Linked DNA regions of Homo sapiens: region 2 is linked to region 1. The links are chromatin loops, found by intact Hi-C in ENCODE. Cell type or tissue: endothelial cell of umbilical vein. All regions are shown on one strand.

The links. A loop is a pair of places that touch in the nucleus more often than their neighbours do. Peaks named below come from ENCODE experiments on the same cell type or tissue, not always from the same donor. Only the 100,000 strongest peaks of a DNase experiment are listed, where the experiment ranks them.
Region 2: a loop joins it to region 1, with 17 times the contacts of the local background. A loop is called at or near these places in 53 of 110 quality-filtered maps.

What each region holds. Positions count from the first base shown.
Region 1 is chr18:74,650,564-74,655,563 of GRCh38, forward strand. All of the region lies in intron 3 of ZNF407 (zinc finger protein 407), which reads left to right. Among named protein-coding and RNA genes, the nearest start is that of ZNF407, 55 kb to the left of the region's middle. In endothelial cell of umbilical vein, a CTCF peak has its summit at 2,008 (motif pointing right); a DNase peak (open chromatin) is centred at 2,098; H3K27ac peaks cover 345 bases.
Region 2 is chr18:76,346,546-76,351,545 of GRCh38, forward strand. No RefSeq gene overlaps it. Among named protein-coding and RNA genes, the nearest start is that of LINC01893, 140 kb to the left of the region's middle. In endothelial cell of umbilical vein, a CTCF peak has its summit at 2,733 (motif pointing left); a DNase peak (open chromatin) is centred at 2,716.

The sequences.
Region 1 (5,000 bases):
GTTGACAGGGGTCTGCACTTGGTCATACACTTTAGGGTGGGCTCATGTATGAAACAGGCAAACTCACAGACTTTGCAGGTTCTCTTTGTGAGAGAGACAGAGAACACTTACATAGGGCCTAGGTGGCATTTTTGAAGTATTCATGGAAGGGGTGGGCCACGGGAATATTGTTTGTTACCCCAAAGAACACATTATCTTAAGGTGTAGAAAAAAATTTACTGGCTTTATAGTAATGTCATAACAGTTTCACTGTAATTAAATATTTTTGCACTAATGATTATACTGTGATAGAGAGCATAATAAATTATTGAGAACTACATTTCCATTTCTGTAGTGGAGGGGGCAAGAAATTGCTATATATGTGTGTGTGTGTCTATCTATCTATCTATCTATATATAAATATAATATTTCCCCCCTTAGCTTGGTGGGACTGTAGCTCAAGGGTAAAGATAGAAATTTTGGTGTTTATGTTACAAAATTATTCTTAAACAACCCATTTAAGTCTTTCTGGGTTGTTTTAGTCTTGATGTGTTAGAGAGTGATAATTTTATGCAAGTTATGATTAAAACCCTGTTACTGTCATCCTTAAAGAGCACATTAAAAATACCCTGTTTGGAAAATGACAGTTTTAAAAATAGACAAAATTATATGTTAGTTATGAAGAGCGATGGAATTTATTGAGCCGAAATGTTTTGAAGGAGATTTAAGAATCTTGCACTTTGGGAAGAAGTTAATGACTGATTAACAACAGCAATTAAAAGATGAGGAAAAGGTATATAATTAAAATTGCAGTACTTGCTTTGTCAAGTACGAGTGTCATCTATTGTGTACTTGTTAAAAGCTGAAGAAAAAGAAACCAGCATTTAATTTCAGCCCGGTTTTGAAGAAGAGGCCGATAATTTGCCTGTAGATGCCTGCGTGAAGGTTGTAACTCATGTTTAAGCGAGACTGTGTCATTAGAAGTTCACAGCCATGTATTTTCTGTTGACAGTCATCGACAGAGAATATTTGGCAGTCAGAAGTAATTTAACTTAATTAATGGGATGCATATTTGATGGAGGAATAAAATATTCAGGCTCAGCAAAGTGGAAAAAAGGAAAGATTTAGTGGGAGTAAAAGGTTGAAGAATGTAATTTGTGCATTCATTCTGCTGCTCAGAATTATGAATTGTCTTGCAGAGATATAAAGCCGAGGTGATCCTTAGATGGAAATGTGCTGTCCCTCAACAAAGAGAGCAATCAAGATGACAGTTCATGATTTAATTGATGCCAGAGTGAACTTGCTCTAACAAATAGGGACATCACATTATTTTGAAAACTCTGCTGGAGTAGTTAGTCGTTGGATTGTTAAATATTCATTGTAACTTCAATGTTATAGCATTGCTGTGTCTATACTGAGTACAGACCAGTGAAATCTGTCACAGAGCCCTTAATCTCTCCTGTCAGATTTTAATTGACTTCCTGTAGGTAAAGATGACTTCATGGAAAGTTTGCTCAAGAATTTGATATCATCAAGTAGAGCAGCTTTTCCATTCAAGTACAGTATAGTCCCCCTTTTTTCTACCCTTTTAAAGAGGCTTTTGAAAATATTATTCAGAGCTATAATGTAGGAAATCACTTAAAATTACAGCAGAAAAATATCTAAAGATCAAAGTTAAGTACCTTTTTATAGCGTTGCCAAAATATTCAGCATATTTCTGTTTCCTATCATTATCTAAAACACATTTGATTGTTGGAAGACAGCAGTATGATTATATTTCTAGAAATAAAGGGTTTTAATACTTGCTAGGGTTTTTATTCATCGAGCAATTTCAAAATACATCGTAGCCTTTTCCTGTTTAAACTAAATATAAAATAAAAATATATATCATGGAAACGTTACTGTGGAACTTACGGTATTTTAATCTTTATTATTTGTTTTTGCTTATTACATGAATATTGCTTATATTTTCCCCCCATGCTGAGAACTTAAACTAAGGCAGTTAGATGTAAAAATCATGAAGGACCAGCAGAGGGCAATATTATGTTACTCTAACACTTCTACTGGGGTAAGTTTTGTGATTGAAACAATACAAAAGGTTTTCAGGGGTGGGTGCTATATTTTTCTCCATTAGTTTCATATTACAACTTCCCGAGGTGCTTCCTCCCTTGGTCTGAAAAATCAAAACAAAGAACTATTGGCAAAACTTTCCTAAGTCAGAACCAATGCACATAACACAGTTTAGTTTCTCCTTCGGTAAATTACATTTTCTCAGTTTCAGTCACCTCTCACATATAGGGTATGTTAGGTGTTTATAGCTGATCATTAGTGAGTTTGGAATAAATTTAAGCTTGCATTTCAAATCAGTCATATAAGCTATGACTGGACATGTTCCATAAAAACAAGGGAGGTTATTAGCAAAGCTTGCTAGATGTGGATTGGTTGAAAAACGGAAAATTCTAGAGATTTGAAATTTATTAAACAATTTATATTTGACTCCACACCCTATGTTCTGTATTTAGATTTTGTAGAATTCACTGAACATGGTTTGTGTGATGTGACATTTTGTTGAACCAAATTAAGCCTATCAAGATAGCCATAGATGTCTGTGGTAAGGAAATTGATGTCATTGCAGTTCTCTTGGATATATGGTTTTCCAATCAAAATATCTAGTTGCTATGAAGTTTTCTGTTTGGCTATTGTAGATTATGCTGTTTTAGTTGCAGGGATTTCAAGTTGAATCTCTTTAAAAGTTTATTTAAGCGTCATATTCTCAGTTGTCTATATTTTGAGTAACAAAAGAATATTGTGTCCATTAAACCTGCCATTTGCCAACTGAAGTTAGTAATAGTAACTTAGGTTTAAACACCTAGAAAATGATGGGCCTTTTTATGTCTATGGTTTATAAAATTATAATTTTGTAATCTCAGTATATTATTAATATATATTTGCAGAACTATTGTGAAATATTACTAACCATAAAAGTTGAATCTATTTTTGACTCAGATCTTTAGTATAGGGACAATGGGTTTTTAGCAATTAAATGCTAAATATATTTAACATGTATCGATATGCTTATATTTATTGAATCTTCATATATTGATTCATAGTGATTAGTTTCAATTTCAGTAATGTCTTTTACAAAATAGCGATACTACAAACTAACATGTTGGAAAAAAGCTCATGCTTATACATTATTTAAAGCATCAGTAGATTATCAAAAACTAACGTAATTATGCACACTTAGTGTTTCCTTATGATAACTTATTGAAATGATGTATGCTATTTGAAATAAAATGATGATTTTAGCTATTTTTTAGAAAAAAATGAATTGACATTGTTGGCTTATGTGTTATCATGAACATGCTAATATATTATTCATTGGACTCCTTTTTTTGAGTGAAATTTATGTCCATCGATATAATTTTAATGAGTGCTCAATTACAGACTTTTAAGTATCAATACTTCAAAATATTTAGTTTTACATTAGCAATAACAGACATGAAATCGTTGCATTGACAATCGTAGGTCTTGATAATTCAAGGAATAATTCTGCTGCTGATCATTTCTACTAAAAAAGAGAAATTGGTAGTAGGCATACTATTAGAAATTTGTTATTGAAGGACCATTTGAGGAAGTATAAAATACAGGATAATATTTTAATTTCTTGACATCAAGAATGACCTTATTATTTACCAGTAGGTATAGTTAGTCCTATTAGTCTCCCTCTAATCTGATTAAGGCAGTAAACATGGCAGCACCTCTGGCATTTAAGTAGAATTATTATTTTTAATGGTTTTTCTGACAGAAAAATAAAGGCAATGTTTTGGCCAGACTTTAAACAAATTTCTTTGATTTCATTTCTATGAAAATTCTTTCAGTGCCAAACTGAAAAATATAGTGCAAACACTGTGGTTATACCTCTAGTTTATAATTTGGTAACTAAAGGAACTCACTTGCCAGCTAATTTAACTTAAAACTTTTAGTAATTTTTGAATTTGTGTAGCTACATGATTTAAGAATGTGAGACTTTGGAAAAGTAGGATAAGAGACCAAGAAATTTTCTTAATGATAGAAAACTATAAGTAGAAAATTTATATTAAAAATAACATGTTAAACTACTACATAATATATCTTTACAAATTTGAGATCATGAGGCTGATATAACAAATTAAATTTATCTTATATGTAAGATTGTTCATTTTTCTGGTCTGCTATATTAAGCACAAAGAATACTGGTTTCTTAGAAACATATTAAACATTTGCTTTAACTGTTCATTTCCAGTAGATGGCTATAGTTCACTACCAAATTGAAGTTGTAATAGATTTTTTACAGTAACTAAAAAAGAAGATGAAGGTTGAATTACTATAAATGAGTTGCCCTGTACATTTTTCTTATTTCACGTGCTTAGTCATCTAATGTTATTTTTTAAAGAACGTATTTTAAAAATGACTAAAAAGTGGTATTTTACTTTTTCCTCTTTGATCAATGTCTGATAATGCCATTATTTATTTTAGTTTGTTCCAAATAATTTACTCTTAAAATTTCTATATTATGTGACAAATATTTTTAATTATTAAACTGTGTAGAAAATGCATTATTATAAGAATCCTTAATATATTCTGTAAGTTACTGCATCTCTAAATTCAGTCATTTTATTTTAGCCTTTAAGTTGAAACACTGTGAGTCATTAACACTTGTGTTGGCTAAGTTTCATGGCTTCTACTAAGCATTATTTCAAATGCAACACACAAATATACATATATATTAGTATATATGTCCTTCACTAATCTGGATCCACACCTATTTTAGAACATAATTTAATCAAGTTAAAATAATATGGATACAAATTTATTATTTGAAAAAATATACATTACCTTATGGAGTACTTAAAATCTGCCTTGCAACTGGACTGGTATCTATCCACTAGATTATAGAAATCACTTGCACGCATAGCATGGATGATAAGTACCAGTATTGACTCTTATCCCTTATTCATAAATATAACTGTATGATGTCT
Region 2 (5,000 bases), 1.7 Mb after region 1:
TGCTGCGTCCTGCCTCCCACCTCCCCACGGGCTCCGGAACTGCGTCCGAAGGGTGGCATCCTTCCTGCCTGGCCTCAGCTGAGCCTGCACTGCCCAAGGTCCCCAGCGGTTGGCTGGAACTGACTAGTCAGGGCCGGGCCGGTGGGGCATGAGCGGCTCTTGTGGCCCACCATTGGCCTGCGAGAGGTAAGCAGGGACTGCCACGTCCTCTCTTAGGAGCCCAGGCCTGGGATAGGGATAAACTCTGCCTGTGAGCTCCCAGCCTGAGCCAAGGGTCGCGTAGATCCAGGGGCTGGTGCAGCCACTGGAGGCCACACGCAGGCAGACAGCTGAGCAGACGAATTCCATCCAGACAGGGGACAGCGGGACAGAACCCGGGGGTAGACTCAGGGCTGGGGCCGTGGGCGGCCAGGACCACACCTGGCTCCCGGGGACACTGGGTCCCTGCGGAGGCCCCACGGCACATCCTCTCCCCAGAGTACCTGAGCCCTCGTTTTAGTCTGAGAATCAAACGTCATTTGTATCGGGCCAGCCTGAGGAGCCGTTGCTCCTTACGGCAGTCCCAGAGGCACAAAGTCCCTCAACCATGACAATGTGGGCTTGACAATTTGGTCAGCCTTGCTCCGCCACCAGTTTCTCTCTGAACAATCAGCTCTCGGCTTCCCGCCTTTCAAACCAGCCATCGGCTCACACACTCTCCACAAAGCACTCCACCAGTAAAGATGACGGGAGGCAGCCCAGCCCCACGCCCCCCACTGTGAGGAGTCACGGCCTGTACCCCTTCTGTTCCCCACCCTACTGCGTCCCTTGAGGCACCGGGGTGCTGGCCTCTGCCTGGTTCTTTACCACACTGCAGCCTCCCCAGGTCATAGAAAGCCCTGAGGCTCGCACCTGCCCGGTCCAGCTTTGTGAGGCTGGTGCTCAGGAGCCAGCCCCAGGCAAGACAGGAAGGAGGCGTGCCTTGCCTCAGTTTCCCCTGCATCATCCTTGAGGCCCATGTCTGAGTGGCCAGCCCCTCCTCCTGCACCTGCTCCTCCCCAGCCTCCTCCCAGGGTGGGGGACCCTGCTCTAGGCTGAGCTCCATCTCCCTGTCACCCGCAGTATGAGACCCTCACCCCCAACCTGATTGGTGTGGAGACAGGGTCTTTTAGGAGGTCATGAAGGTTACGTGAGGTCACTAGGGTGGACACCTGATAGGACATGATGGGTGGAAAAAGACCCGGCTGTGAAGCTGCCCAGGCCTGGCGTCCTGTGTGGCAGCCTGAGCAGGCAAATACACTCCTGTCCCGCTTAGGAAGAAGGAAACTATTCCCCAAAACGGAACATCTGTGTCCTCTGCCTCACACCTCCAGCCGGCCCAGTGAGAGCCGTCCCCAGATGCCCCAGGTGCCCCCTCAGCTGCTGCCCCCCTCGCGCTCCTGGTCCCTGAGCCCGGCTGTCCTCTTCCTGCCCCCTCAGCCACGTGGGCAGCCTCTCCCTGTGCTGCTCAGGGCTCTTCCCCTCATTCTCTGAGCCCAAGATGAAGGGGGGCTCCCACCGCTCCTCCAGCTCACGCCGAGCCCTGCTCCGCCCTCAAGGCACCCACTCTCCAGCCTGGAGACACCTTCCGAGCACTCAGACTTTCCATCCCCAGCCGCTAGTTGCCTTCATAAATGCAGACCCATGTGGGTAGCTGTGGACGATGCTTCCCTGAACCCCCAAGAACTCCAGGTCCTACCCCCAAATCACGCGTTCCTCTCCCATCCTCCCCACGTTGAGTCAATCACACCACTTCACACACCCCGAGGCCCAGGCACCCAGGCCTGAGGCTGCTCCAGGTCTGAGGCTGCTCAGTCAGGCCCAGGAGGCCAGGGGGCATCCACCCAGAACCCTTCTCTTGTCCAGCCATGCAGGTCCTGTAAGCCCCACAGCTCCCGCCCACCTGCTCCAGCCTCCTCCAGGGCCTGTGAACAACGGCTTTCAGCTTTTGTGTCCACTACCAAAGTACATTCCACACAGGCAGGGAGATCCATTCTGCCAACTGCCAACAGCCAAGAGCCAATTTATGTTTGTCTTTGACAAACACAAATCAGATTATGTCACCCACCGGGCAACACGCCTTAGCAGGGTCTGCGCGGCCGGGAGAATGCAGCCACGCGCCCTGCTCTCTGGCCTGCCCTCCCTCCTGCTCCTGTGCGGAGCTCCGGTGTGGAAGGTCTCCCTTCCTTGGGCGCATGCAGCGGTCTCCCTCCAGTCCTTGTCCTCTCCTGCGCCCTGAGTGCTGTTGACTGCTCGGCCTGCATGCAGAGGCCCTGGGATGAGACCAAGTTCTCCGCCTCCAGACCCCCTGCCAGGCTCTGCCTGTCGCACTTGTCTCTTTCTGAGATGTCTGCATGTATCTGCTTGTCTGATTACTGCTTGCAACCCTAGGAGAACACAAAACCCCATGAGAGATGGGCCCTCGACTTCTGAGCTGCTGAATCTCCAGTGCCTGGAAGTCAGCGCGAATGTGGCAGGGGTTCCGTCAAGATCCGCGGGCAAACAGCGCATACCCTCATCACCGTGGGCCTGTGTCACCCTGCCAAGCACCGTGTGGCCCCGGGGGCCAAGCATGTCATCTTCATCTTGGTAGCCCCTTCCGCATGCAGCGGGTGCTTAATTTATGCTGGCTGAAGACAACGAGGTGAATGAATTTGCATTCGGCGTTGCTTTACATTCATGTGTGACGTCCGCCTGCCATCTAGTGGTGGAAGAGGGCAACTTCAGGAAAACGGGCTTTTGAGAAGAAATTAGAGAAGCCCTTCAAAAACGGATAAAGGAAGATCGGGCGCGGAGAGATGGTCCCTTTGACTGTTGGTTTGCAATCACTTCCATCCCTGCTTACTAGAGAAGCGCTGAGAACTCCCCTGAGAACTGATTCTGGCACATTCTGCGGGAGGCGAAAGTACGAAGGCGAAGGCGGGGAAGCCCCAAGGCTAAATGAGTACCTGTCCTGCTGGCCTGCACGCCAAGGGAGGACAGGCCCTTTTGTTCCCGGGGGCACTGCACGGGGCAAACCCAGGAAAAATGTCAGAACACAGGAAGGCCGTCTTTCCCGCTTCTTAGTAAGCAGAGAGAATGTGGGGAAAGTTAAGCTACATTGAGAAGAGTGAAGAATGCAAAACCGAGGGGGACAAGGTGGTGAGAACGCAATGGAGAGAAAAGGTGCTTAACGCAGAAAACCTGAAAGGCAAATGTAATCTTGACGATGTAACAATAACAGAAACGGCCGGGCGCGGTGGCTCACGCCTGTAATCCCAGCACTTTGGGAGGCCGAGGCGGGTGGCTCACGAGGTCAGGAGATAGAGACCATCCTGGCTAACACGGTGAAACCCCGTCTCTACTAAAAATACCAAAAAAAATAAAAAATAAAATAACAGAAACATAGAGTAAAACTGAAGGGGCTCACTAAGGACCTGTGAACGCACAGCCTCTCCAGACCTCAGCCTGACGGAAAATTTTAGACTGCGTGGTCCCTGAAGAGTGTTTCAACCTTCAAGTTTTCTAACTCTCTGATTTTAAAATTAATGTAAGGCAAATCCCTAACAAAAACCTAACTGTGTATTTGTCACGAGACTTTTCTTTGAATAACTGCCTGTCTCGGCGGGGGCTCTTCTCACACTGAAGGGGGCCACTCCTGGATCCAGGGTCGCAGGTTGAAATCACACCTGAGCCTGCGCCACGGGTGTAGGACGCCCAGCAGCAGCTTCTGGAGAGCAGAGAGCCGGGGGAGTGGCCACTTCAGAGTGGGGCCAGGACAGCTGGGGCCACCGCCTTCCCGGCGCAAGGTGGGCCAGGCCCCACAGGTGGCCCCAGAATTGCAAAGCCAATGGCAGCTTCCTAAGTGGTCACCGAAACGCACTTTCAGTGTGGACCCGCCGGCCTGTGTGTATTCAGCAATCCCAGCCATCCAACCTGACCTCGGGCTGCAAAGACGATCGTGGCCGGAGCCGGCTGGCTCTTTGCGAAAGCGGCGGGACCCGGGGACAGCAGGCTGCCTGCGCCGCTTCCCTCCGGGTGGCAGGCCCACTCTCTGCGGGCACCGCGTCCTGCTCACCCGTGTTGTGGTCGGGCCGCAGAGCAGGCCCCTTGACGGGGGGATCCGGAGCCGCCTGGTGCCGGCACAGCCTCAGGGAGCAGCCCCTAAGCTGCCCCGTGACAGTCAATCGCCCGCTTTCCCCCCGTGGGAAGTCTGTGCCGTGACCAGAGCCTCTCACCCTCCCACGGCCCCACGCGGTGTCCTTTGCTCAGCACCTCCCAGAGCACCGGGCAGAGGCACCCAGAAAACCGTCACCACCTGATCCCGCAGAGAATCGCCCGTCCTCTCCGGAATTCTGTCCAACTAGCACCGCCCCAATAAACAGGAAAAGCCTTTTTCTTTTTCCAAGTCCACCTCCATTTCAGAACGGCCAGGGCAGATCTGAGGCAGCTTAGGACACTCACAAGCCCGAGAAAAGAGCCACCCAGATAAGGTAACATGTGAAATGCTGAGAAATCGGCTGAGTTTCCCTTTACCAGCCCAGTAAAAGCCAGTGACGGAACCCATCCTCGCAGGCACTTCATCCCAGCAGGGCTGGAGGCCTGAAACTACAGGTCTAAACATCGCGGGGTGTTCACTGGTTTCTATTAAGTAATTCCTGTCCTCAGAGAGTATGATCAGCTCTTCTTTAATAGTTGTCAAATAATAATAAAACAGTTCTCATTAAGAGCGTCATCAGCGGCTGGGTGCGGTGGCTCATGCCTGTAATCCCAGCACTTTGGGAGGCCGAGGCGGGTGGATCACGAAGTCAGGAGTTCAAGACCAGCCTCACCAACATGGTGAAACCCTGTCTCTACTGAAAATACAAAAATTAACCAGACGTGGTGGTGCACGCCTGTAATCCCAGCTACTCAGGAGGCTGAGGCAGGAGAATCACTTGAACCCGGGAGAGAGAGGTTGCAGTGAGCTGAGATAGTGTCATTGCACTCCAGCCTGGATGACA